2 separate regions of the Homo sapiens genome follow, and region 2 is linked to region 1. A link is a loop called in an ENCODE intact Hi-C map of the cell type or tissue named here. Cell type or tissue: mammary epithelial cell. All regions are shown on one strand.

What was found. Hi-C counts contacts between places; a loop is a spot of excess contacts. Peaks named below come from ENCODE experiments on the same cell type or tissue, not always from the same donor. Only the 100,000 strongest peaks of a DNase experiment are listed, where the experiment ranks them.
Region 2: it touches region 1 in a loop (13-fold over the local background); 7 of 110 quality-filtered maps call a loop at or near these places.

The regions. Positions count from the first base shown.
Region 1 is chr1:221,201,764-221,206,763 of GRCh38, reverse strand. No RefSeq gene overlaps it. Among named protein-coding and RNA genes, the nearest start is that of LINC02817, 130 kb to the left of the region's middle. In mammary epithelial cell, a CTCF peak has its summit at 3,110 (motif pointing right); no DNase peak of the experiment used is centred here; H3K27me3 peaks cover 120 bases.
Region 2 is chr1:220,988,451-220,993,450 of GRCh38, reverse strand. No RefSeq gene overlaps it. Among named protein-coding and RNA genes, the nearest start is that of HLX-AS1, 110 kb to the right of the region's middle. In mammary epithelial cell, a CTCF peak has its summit at 2,887; no DNase peak of the experiment used is centred here.

The sequences.
Region 1 (5,000 bases):
GTGAGGTGATGCCCCACCCTGCTTCAGCTCGCCCTCTATGCACTGCACCCACTGTCTAACCAGTCCCAATGAGATGAACTGGGTACCTCAGTTGGAAATGCAGAAATCACCTGCCTTCTGCGTTGGTCTTGCTGGGAGCTGCAGACCAGAGCTGTTCCCATTAGGCCATCTTGCCCGGAATCACATTTCTTCTTTTAGATGAAGACCTGGCTTATAATTTCTGCCAAAGAATATGGATCAGAGTATTTGATCACTGACTATTCTGACTATTCTTAAGGATGGCTACTCTGTGATATTTAGCCATCCATAGACTTAGAGAGGTTTGTAAGTTATCAATTGCTATGTAACAAATATGCCCAAAACTTAGCTGTTCAGAATAACAAACATTTACAATCTCACAATTTCTATGAGTCAAGAATCTGGGCATGGCTTAGCTGAGTGCATTCTGGTTCCAGGTCTCTTGCAAAGCTGCAATGATGGTATGAGCTGGGGCTGCAGTCATCTCAAAGCCTGACTAGGGGAGGATCTGCTTCCAAGACTGCTCATGCGACTCTTGGCAAGCTTCAGGTACTCACTGGCTGTTGACCAGGTTTATAAGGGTTTATTTTTTATTTTTAGGTTTTGTGGGTTTTGTTTGGTTGGTTGGTTTTTGTCATCTGGGCATCTCCCCATAGGGCCATATACAATATGGCAGCATACTTCCCAAAGCCTGAAGGCTCCCAGAGAGAGAGATCCAGAGAGGGCATCCAAGACAGAAGCCACAGTCTTTTTCTAACCTAACCTTGTTAAGAACATCCCATCGTTTTCTATCATGTTCTATTCATTAGATGTAAGTTCAGTGATACTGAAGAGAACAGCGTCAATACCAGGAGACAGGGATAAGTGGGGGACATCTTAGCAGCTGCCTACCACACAGTACATGACCTAAAATAGCAGCCTGAAATATCAAAACCTCATACAATTAATATATAAAATGAAGTTACTTCTGTTGCCACTGAAAAATACCAGCTGAACTGAATTTAGGGTGATTTACGTACAGGTAACTTATAAAGGCCATAATCCAAATGATCTGCCAAATATTGGAAACGAAGTATAACAAATTCCTTGTTATCATCACTATTAAATTAAGAGACTAAAGAGAAATAGTGTATTCATTCTGATGCATGGGTCATGCTCCCTTGTTATGGTTACACTTCAGTCATTTGGTGAATGTAACAACTTGACATATGAACTGCCTTTGAGAGAAATTTGGTTGAGAAGCCTCAGGACTTCATCTCAGAACAATTTCTCACTGAACATACACAGTATAATTATAACAAATCTTACCTCAAGTCATTGTGTGTGTGTGTGTGTGTGTGTGTGTGTACGAGTAAGAGAAAGAGGAAACAGTTAACCATATTCTGTATATGAGGTTGAAAATCCTTTCAACATATTGCAGCCATCAGCTTCATATTGAGATAAAAGTTCACCAACCACAATTCAGAAATTTATGGATCTTGCCATGTCCTTCTAGATTGATGGGAGTTATAAAAGCCAAATGCAATTTAGAAATAGCAAAAATAGTCCAGGTGCAGTGGCTCACGCCTGTAATCCCAATACTGTGGGAGGCCGAGGTGGGTGGATCACCTGAGGTCAGGAGTTTGAGACCAGCCTGGCCAACATGGAGAAGCCTCATCTCTACTAAAAATACAAAAAAAAAAAAAAAAGAAAGGAAAAGAAAATTAGCTGGGCGTGGTGGCACATGCCTGTAGTCCCAGCTATTCGGGAAGCTGAGGTAGGAGAATAGCTTGACCCCCGGGAGGCAGAGGTTTCAGTGAGCCGAGATTGCACCATTGCACTCCAGCCTGGGTGACAAGAGCAAAATTCTGTCTCAGAAAAAATAGCAAAAATATTATTTAAAAAACTACAAAGAAGTACTAGTCTATCAGAATTTGATTTCTTAATCTATTAAGGAAGTTTACTCTCTCTAATTTGATTTGTGACTTAGAATTATTCTAGGACATTTTAGAAAAAGGCTAATACAAGCACAATACACTTTCCTACAGCTACAGTGATATCACACTTTATAAAGTGAGGTGCAACATGTTTGGGACTCACCATGTTATCTTTGTTAAACCCAAATACACAAAAGCATCCAGCCAGTAAGTGACAGTCTGGCTACCTGTCCTAACTACCAGTCACTTTTGTTCATCCACATATTCACATTTTCCTTAACCAGGATACTTACTGTCTCTATTTCTGTATGACATGATTACAACTCTGAGAAGGCTTTTGTTCTCTAGTATTTGGAATCCTTAAAAGTACTTCACTTCGTTGTTAGAAATGAAGCAAAATTGTAGTTAAGAAAATTGTTGGGACTATAAAAACATTTGGCTCCTTTTCCCTGATCCAGAAGGTACTGTGTGTTCTTTGGATCTCAGTCAACATTTTGGGCAGTTCCAGATAAGGTATCCAATAACTTCACTTTGTGTCCCCATTTTTCTTGCCCTCATTCCAGAAAAAGTTGGATAGCTGCCTCCCAAATAATTTTATTGTGAGGGAAGTTATTATGAAAACATACTCCACTGGTTTTCACTGACCTCCAAAACACACTCCCTAATTAAGTGCAAATGGGAAACTGACTTGGGAGCAGGTTGTCTCTGATTTTGGACTTGGGAGAAGTATTAAAGTTTATGAACTCGATACGCAAGCTCCATCTGCCAAATGAGGAATTTCTTATTTCATTTGGTGACCACACTGAGATTATATAATGCTCCTCAGAAAACTCTGAATGCTGAAGATGCGTAAACCATCTGTCTATGTTGAAAGGTCAAAAAATGCACTGCCCCCACAATGTGTCTCTGGGCATAACTAATTATTTATCCAGAGAAATTTCATCATAGAGTTGTTGGGGTTTTTTTAACATTGAATTTCTACATAACCATAAAATTTTACAGTACTAAAGAGAGAGTGATCATATTCATGCTCTCACATCCTTTTACAGGAGGCTAGGGTTAGTCAGCTTTAATATTTAAAGAAACCTGAAGACCTGGCACAGAGAAGTGTGAGAAGCAGAGAAAGGAAAGCAAACAATTTCAGCTCTGCCATCGCATCTTTCCCTCCCCAGCCAGCAGGGGGCAGTAGTAACAGAGGAAGTGAAGCTGGCTTACTTCTGCGACTGAAGATCCAGAAACAAGGAGAAAGGGTGAAAGTTGCATGAGGTTTCTCTGCTCTCCAGTGACCCACCCCAGCCCCCCACCCCATTGGTGGGAGTAGACCTCAGGTGTACTTCTGAATTCCAGTTCTCCCATGGTACCAGCTTAAGTTATGACAGATAATTAACTATGTTTTGAAACCATGCTATAAGCCAGGCACTGTGTTAAGCACTTTACATGCATTTTTTTATTCCATCCTTTAGCAAAGTAGGCTAAAGTAGGTTTTGTTATCATTTGTGTTTTAAAGATGAGAAAACTGAGGCTTAAGAGATTAAGTAACTTGCTCAAGGTTACCTAGTTAAAACTCTAGCCACTAACTAGTAAAGAAAACTGCAATATTCATCTTTAACCCAGGGATTGAGTCTTATGTTTATTTAATTTGTTTTTGTGTATTTTTTCATTTTCTAAATTATTTAATCTGACAAAGATGCAGGTATTTTCAGTTGTTTTAATACTCAAAGGGTAATACATGTAATACACAATTATCAGGTGAATTTGAATGCATCAGAGTAATTCAAGAGAAGGAAAAATTTTCCCCAAATTATCAAATTTGCTAACAATGGTGATACTACTGAGTAATGTTATTAACTCAGATATTGTACAGTCACTCTTTCTTTTAGTAGGGTAGCTACAAATTGGATTTATATCATTTGTTGCCCTCTGTAGTCATTTTGCCAAAATGAAACACTCTCAGTTCAGGGTTTATAATCAGACAGACAGTGTTCTCATATCAGCTCTGTGCTTCCTTCTCTGAGCCTCAGTACCCTCATCTCTAAAAGGAATCATTCATACTTTAGGACTCATTTGATGGTTGTGAAGGTTAAACAAGCTAATACAGGTAAAACATTTAGCCTGACTCTGGCATATAGGAAGTAGTCTATAACTGCTATTATTCTGACTCAATGTCAAGCTTGGAAAACAAGTAGAGAATTCAAACAAATGTCCAGCTATTTTGGTTCTGGGTGCCAAAAGTCCAGATGTTTGAGAAACCTCAATTAATAACTATATTTGTTGGTGCTCACTGGTGTAGTTGGCACAATGTGATCACAGGTTACATTTGAGGGCAAGTGGGGGTTAATGTTCTCCCCATTCATGCACAGTTGTCCTTTGTTAGGAACTAAAAATACAAAGGTATAAAGGTTTCCCTTTCTATGTCTGCCGAAAAGATTACCGACAGTCAAGAGGCAACTTTTTTTTTAACAAGCACTTAAATTCCTTTTAAAATCTTAAATGAAAAAAAAGTATTTATTTCCTATACTTTCTTTTCAGCTTTCAAATATATCAGAAAAATCTAAATACAATCCAGTTTTCTTCACTCTAGTCTAATCCTGAGCAGCCCAGCACTGAAAATAAAGATATCCTTTATTTATAAGCATATCTTATAAATAAAAGTTTACCAACCTCCCATAGAGTTTGTGTTTCCAGGATCTTCATTGTTAAATCATTATTCAAATCATAAAAGTTGGGAAGAGACACTTATCCTTTGCAAAAAGCAAAATACAGCAAATGCATCTCCAACTCCTTTGAACTGTCTGGGTTATGTGAAAAGGATAGAAGTGTAGCTGATTCATCCACACAACCCATCTGTTTTCTGACTGGTATCAGTCAGACACCAGTCATATACTACCCCCTAAGTTCAAATGGGATTGGAGTTAGGAGGTCTAGAAACTAGTCCTGATTCTGTGACCTTGAGGAAGTCCTTCAACTTTCCTGGGCCTCAGCTTCCAAGCAAATAAAAACAAAAGGTTTAGAACATGACATAATTGCTATTAGTGTCCTGTTAAACCCTTGTCTTCTATAACCAAG
Region 2 (5,000 bases), 210 kb after region 1:
GTGCCCAAAAATGTCAGCAAGCAACAGAAGCAGCATTTCCAAATCCCATGTGGTAAGTAAGGCACCTCTGGTCATCCCCATTTTATAGCTCAGAAAACCGAGGCTGTGGGAGGTCAAGGAGACTCAGACTAAACTTCAGCCTTTTATGACTCACTAGAGCATGTTTACATCCCTATGGCAGGCTGGTAGCAGAAACTCAGGGGTTGGTGGGTAGTGTTCGCAGGTTTTCCTATTTTTGAAAGGGTAAGTGGGAAGCAGCAAGCTCTGGTTCCTCAGGACACGTAGCTAAGGATCCACATGAGACACCACTTGCCCTCTCAGGGTTGCCTCATCAGCACCTGCAGCTCGATCACGTATTCATGCAAAATGCAAAATTAAAGAAATGAGGAGAACAGGATGGAGGGAGACAATCTTTGCTTTTACTTTAAATCTTCATTTGTAAACAGCTAAAGAAACAAAGGCAAAAAACAGTGATGAGTTTATCTACAAACACTAAAGCTCTAGACCTTTAGTAAAGAAAAACAAGGTAAGTCAAACTTCTGAAACCTTCAAATGATCTCGTAGTTTAGGTTTACCAAGGAGCTGGTCCCGGCATGTGGATGGTGGAAGAGGGGCAGAAAAAGCCAAAAGACTCCAACCAGTTCTCTGCACGTGATCTGACAGCAGGTTTGAGAGCTGCTTCTGGTAGGAAGAACAAAAGGCTCCCCAGGAAAGCCTCTTCCCAACCAGCTTTAGTTTGTCCAAAAAGAAGAAGGGAAAAAATAACTCAAGTCTTCAGCCAAGAACACCAGTAGGGGAATTAAAGAGCTGGGCACACAATAATTTTCAGTAACGTCAGAGGAGATTTAAATAGCAAACATCAGCAGAAAAGAATGGGGAAACCTCCAGTGCACTGACTTCATTGATACCCCATTTATCAGCAATTACTGACTCCATTAAAGGCCGAGTTTACAGCAGAAAGAGAAGCAGAGCCTAAAATATGTCCCAGCAGATGGACGGAGAGTGTCGGTGATGCCGTATTTCAAAGGCATCTGCAACGTTGTTATCATTGAACGTGGAGTCAGAGAGGCAGCAGACAAACAGCGCCCCGAGAGCCAGCAAATGATTTACTTGACCCTGGATGGGTAAAACTGACAGCAAAAACCTCATTAATTCCTCAGGTCATTCTGGAAGACATTAATTTGGTTTGGACTCACGACGAGGGGAGATTTTCCAGACATACACCAGGAATTATGAAATCTCCATGGCCGGAGAAAGTATGTCCAAATCACTTTTTGCATAAATCATGCTGACTTTCTGAAGAAGGATAATATGCTTAATCAAGGGAGTTATGGAACTTCTTGTGCTTATTAGACAGAAAATATAACAGTATTTTATTTGGTTATCAGTTCTGGGAGAGAGATTTTTTTCCCCCCTCTTTAAGCTAAAGTCTTTTCCTGCCAGCGTGGAAGAGATCCTTTGCAAGAGCTGGAAGAACCTAGATGTGCAAATAATTTGTTCATGCAAAAATAGCTTTTCTTTTTTTTTTCCTCTATTTTCAAATGGACATCGACATTGTGTGTGCCTCTCTTCTGAGTCCCAGCAAAGGGGTCAGCCTTCTCACCTTATCTAGAACTTTCTCAATACTGAACACACCCCTATAAATATATGACTATAAATGATAGTGACTGGTGGTTTTACTTTGTATATTTTGATGGCTTGCGCCAAAACTAAGAAGTCTGGTATTGAGACAGTTTGGGTTGAATTACTAAGTGTATAATCCTAACCAGAACAACCTCTCTATTCTCTCTCCAAGTCTGTGCGAGTCTGTGCACAAGCACACATAAGGAGAACCAAAGTCCTCTGATCCTCAAAAATTACACAGGTCACTTCTAATCCTGTGTAATTTAATGACTCTTAATGACTTTTAAGCTCTACAGTTTTCCCGGAAAACCCTGCTTCTTTGTCTCAACGTTAACTTGGGAAGAAAAAGGCGTGAAATATTTTTGAGAAAAAAAAACTTGTTGATTAAATCCAGGACAAAGCAGTCAGTTGGCTTATTTACATCAGTGAATCACTTCATTTTAGGGACACTGACAGAAAGATTAAGTGATTCAAAATGGTCAGGAGAGAAAGAGAGGGAGATTGAGATTGAAATGCTGCTAGGCAATGAGCTTATACCTGAGTGTCCAATGCATAAGCCGCAAGCCCTCTTTTCCTGATGATATCTTCCCTTGTAAAAGTTACATTCATCATGTTTAAAGCAAGGTTATCTCTGGTTGAAGAAAACATGCATTAGTACATTTTACTCATTCAACACTGAACACTCCCTATCAACAACCGTCTGCTTAAAGGGGACAAAGAGAACAAGAATTAATCACAGGAAGAGACAACTTAAGGGAGTTGGGCTATAAAATGGAATTCATTAGTAAGCCATAAAGTATCACTGCCTTAACTAGCCTTCCTCTTACACTCTGCTTTCTCTGCCCTGGGGCTGCACTGGCTCATTCACCTAACAATCTAAAGTCATCCCCATCCCCTTTGTCACCCCCTTTTCTCTTCCCACTGGGGACAGAGAGAACAGAGAGCTTATCTCTGAGGTAAGTGCAGGATCACAAGGTCTCTGGTCCACAAACTTCAGCACAAATATCTAATTGGAGCTTAACCCTCACATTCAAGGTCTCTTCTCATCCCACCAGCATCTTAGAACTGCATAAGCTCATCTCATAGGAGACTGTCACATCTAAGACAGAAAAATGTCCTAGTTAAAAACACAGGTTCAGGATTTTTACAGTCATAGGCTCATCAATTCTGGCACATCTCAGCTGGGTGACCTTGAATGAGTCACTTAACCTCTCAGCCTGAGTTTCCTCAGCAGTTAAATGGAGATAATAGTAATACCCAGCAGAGGGGGAGAGTGAGAATAAAATGAGATAAAGAAACAATATTTCAGTTCCCTGATTACAGCATAAGCAATGCATCCCTGAACAGATGTTGCCCTGTTGTAATGATCTGTTCTTGCTTGTATCTTTTCAATAGTAAAAATAATATTCCTGCCTATGTCCTGTTATTTCAATTTGATTAAAAGTATATCTAAAGATATCCAACCTTATCACTATGAAAAACCACCAAACCACAGAGATAAACAATAATGGAGAAAAGAAGGAACAAAGAATATACAAAGCAACCAGAAAGCAATTAACAAAATCACAAGAGTAAGTCCTCACCTGTCAATAATAGCCTTGAATGTAAGAAGATTAAATTCTACAATTAAAAGACTTAGACCGGCTGAATGGATAATGAAAAAGACCCAACTATATGCTGCCTACAAGAGGTTTATAGCAATAAAACATCAGAAAAACGTTTTCCTACATCAGAAAAGTAGGAAGATTGCAAGTAAACAACCTAACAATGCACTTCAAGGAACTAGAAAAGCAAGAATAAACCAAATCTAAAATTAGAAGGAAACAAATAATAAAGATCAGAGCAAAAATAAATGAAATTGAGACCAAAAAATACAAAAGATTAGCAAAATTAAAAATTGGTTTTTTGAAAAGATAAACAAAATTGACAAGTCATTAACTAGACTGAGAAAAAAAGAGAAAATACCCAAATACAATCAGAAATGAAGAAAGAGGACATTACAACTGATAACACAGAAACTCAAGGGATCGTGAAAGTCTATCATGAACAACTATATGCCAACAAATTGGAAAACCTATTGGTTCTAACAAATTGGAAATGGATCGATTCCTGGACACTTACAACCTACCAAGCTTGAACCAAGAAGAAATATAAAACTTGAACAGACCAATAACAAGTAATGAGATTAAATCAATAATAAAAATTTTCAGCAAAGTAAGCTACAGGACCAGGTGGCCTCACTGCTGAATTCTACCAAATTTTAAAGCAAAACTAATACCAATTTTTCTCAAACTGTTCCAAAACATTGAAGGGAGGGAATTCTTTCAAATTCATTCTATGAGGCCAGCATTACCATGATACAAAAACCAGATAAGGACACAACAACAAAAAAAGAAAACTATAAGCCAATATCCCTGATGAACATAGATACAAAAATGCTCCACAAAATACTAACAAACAAAATCCAGTAGCACATCAAAAAGATTATACTTCAGGATCAAGTGGGATCTATCAGAAAGTCCTAGCTAGAGCAATCAGGCAAGATAAAAAAATAAAGCGCATCAAAATTGGAAAGGAGGAAGTGAAATTGTCCGTTTGCAGACAACATGATCTTATATAGAGAAAAACCTAAAGGCTACACCAAAAAACTCTTAGAAATGGTAAACAAATTCAGTAAAAGTACAGGATATAAAATCAACATACAAATGTCAGTAATGTTTCTATACATCAAGAACAAACAAACTGACAAATAAATCAAGAAGCAATCCCATTTATAAGAGCTACAAAAAAATAAAATAAAATATCTAGAAATAAATTTAGCCAGAGAAGTGAAAGATCTCTACAAGGAAAACTATTAAATACTGATGAAAAAATTGAAGAGAGCACAAAAAAATAGAGAGACATCTAATGCTCATAAACTGGAAGAACTGATATTGTTAACATTATCATACTACCCAGAGCAATCTATAGATTCAACATGATCTTTATCAAAATATCAATGGCATTCTTCACAGAAAAAAACAATCCTAAAATTTGTATAGAACCACAGATGACCCCAACTATTCAAAGCAATTCTGAACAACAAAACAGTACTAGAGACAGCACACTGCCTGATTTTAAAATATACTACAAAGCAGAATATTTACAAAACAGTATGGTAAACAAAATAGCATGGTACTGGTTTAAAAACAGACACATAGACTAATGGAACATTATAGAGAACCCAGATATAAATCCTCATATTTACAGCCAACTGATTTTCAACAAAGATTTCAAAAACACTCACTGGAGAAAGGACAGTCTTCAATAAATGGAGCTGGAAAAATTTGATATTCATATGCAGAAGAATGAAACTAGACCCCTATCTCTCACCATTA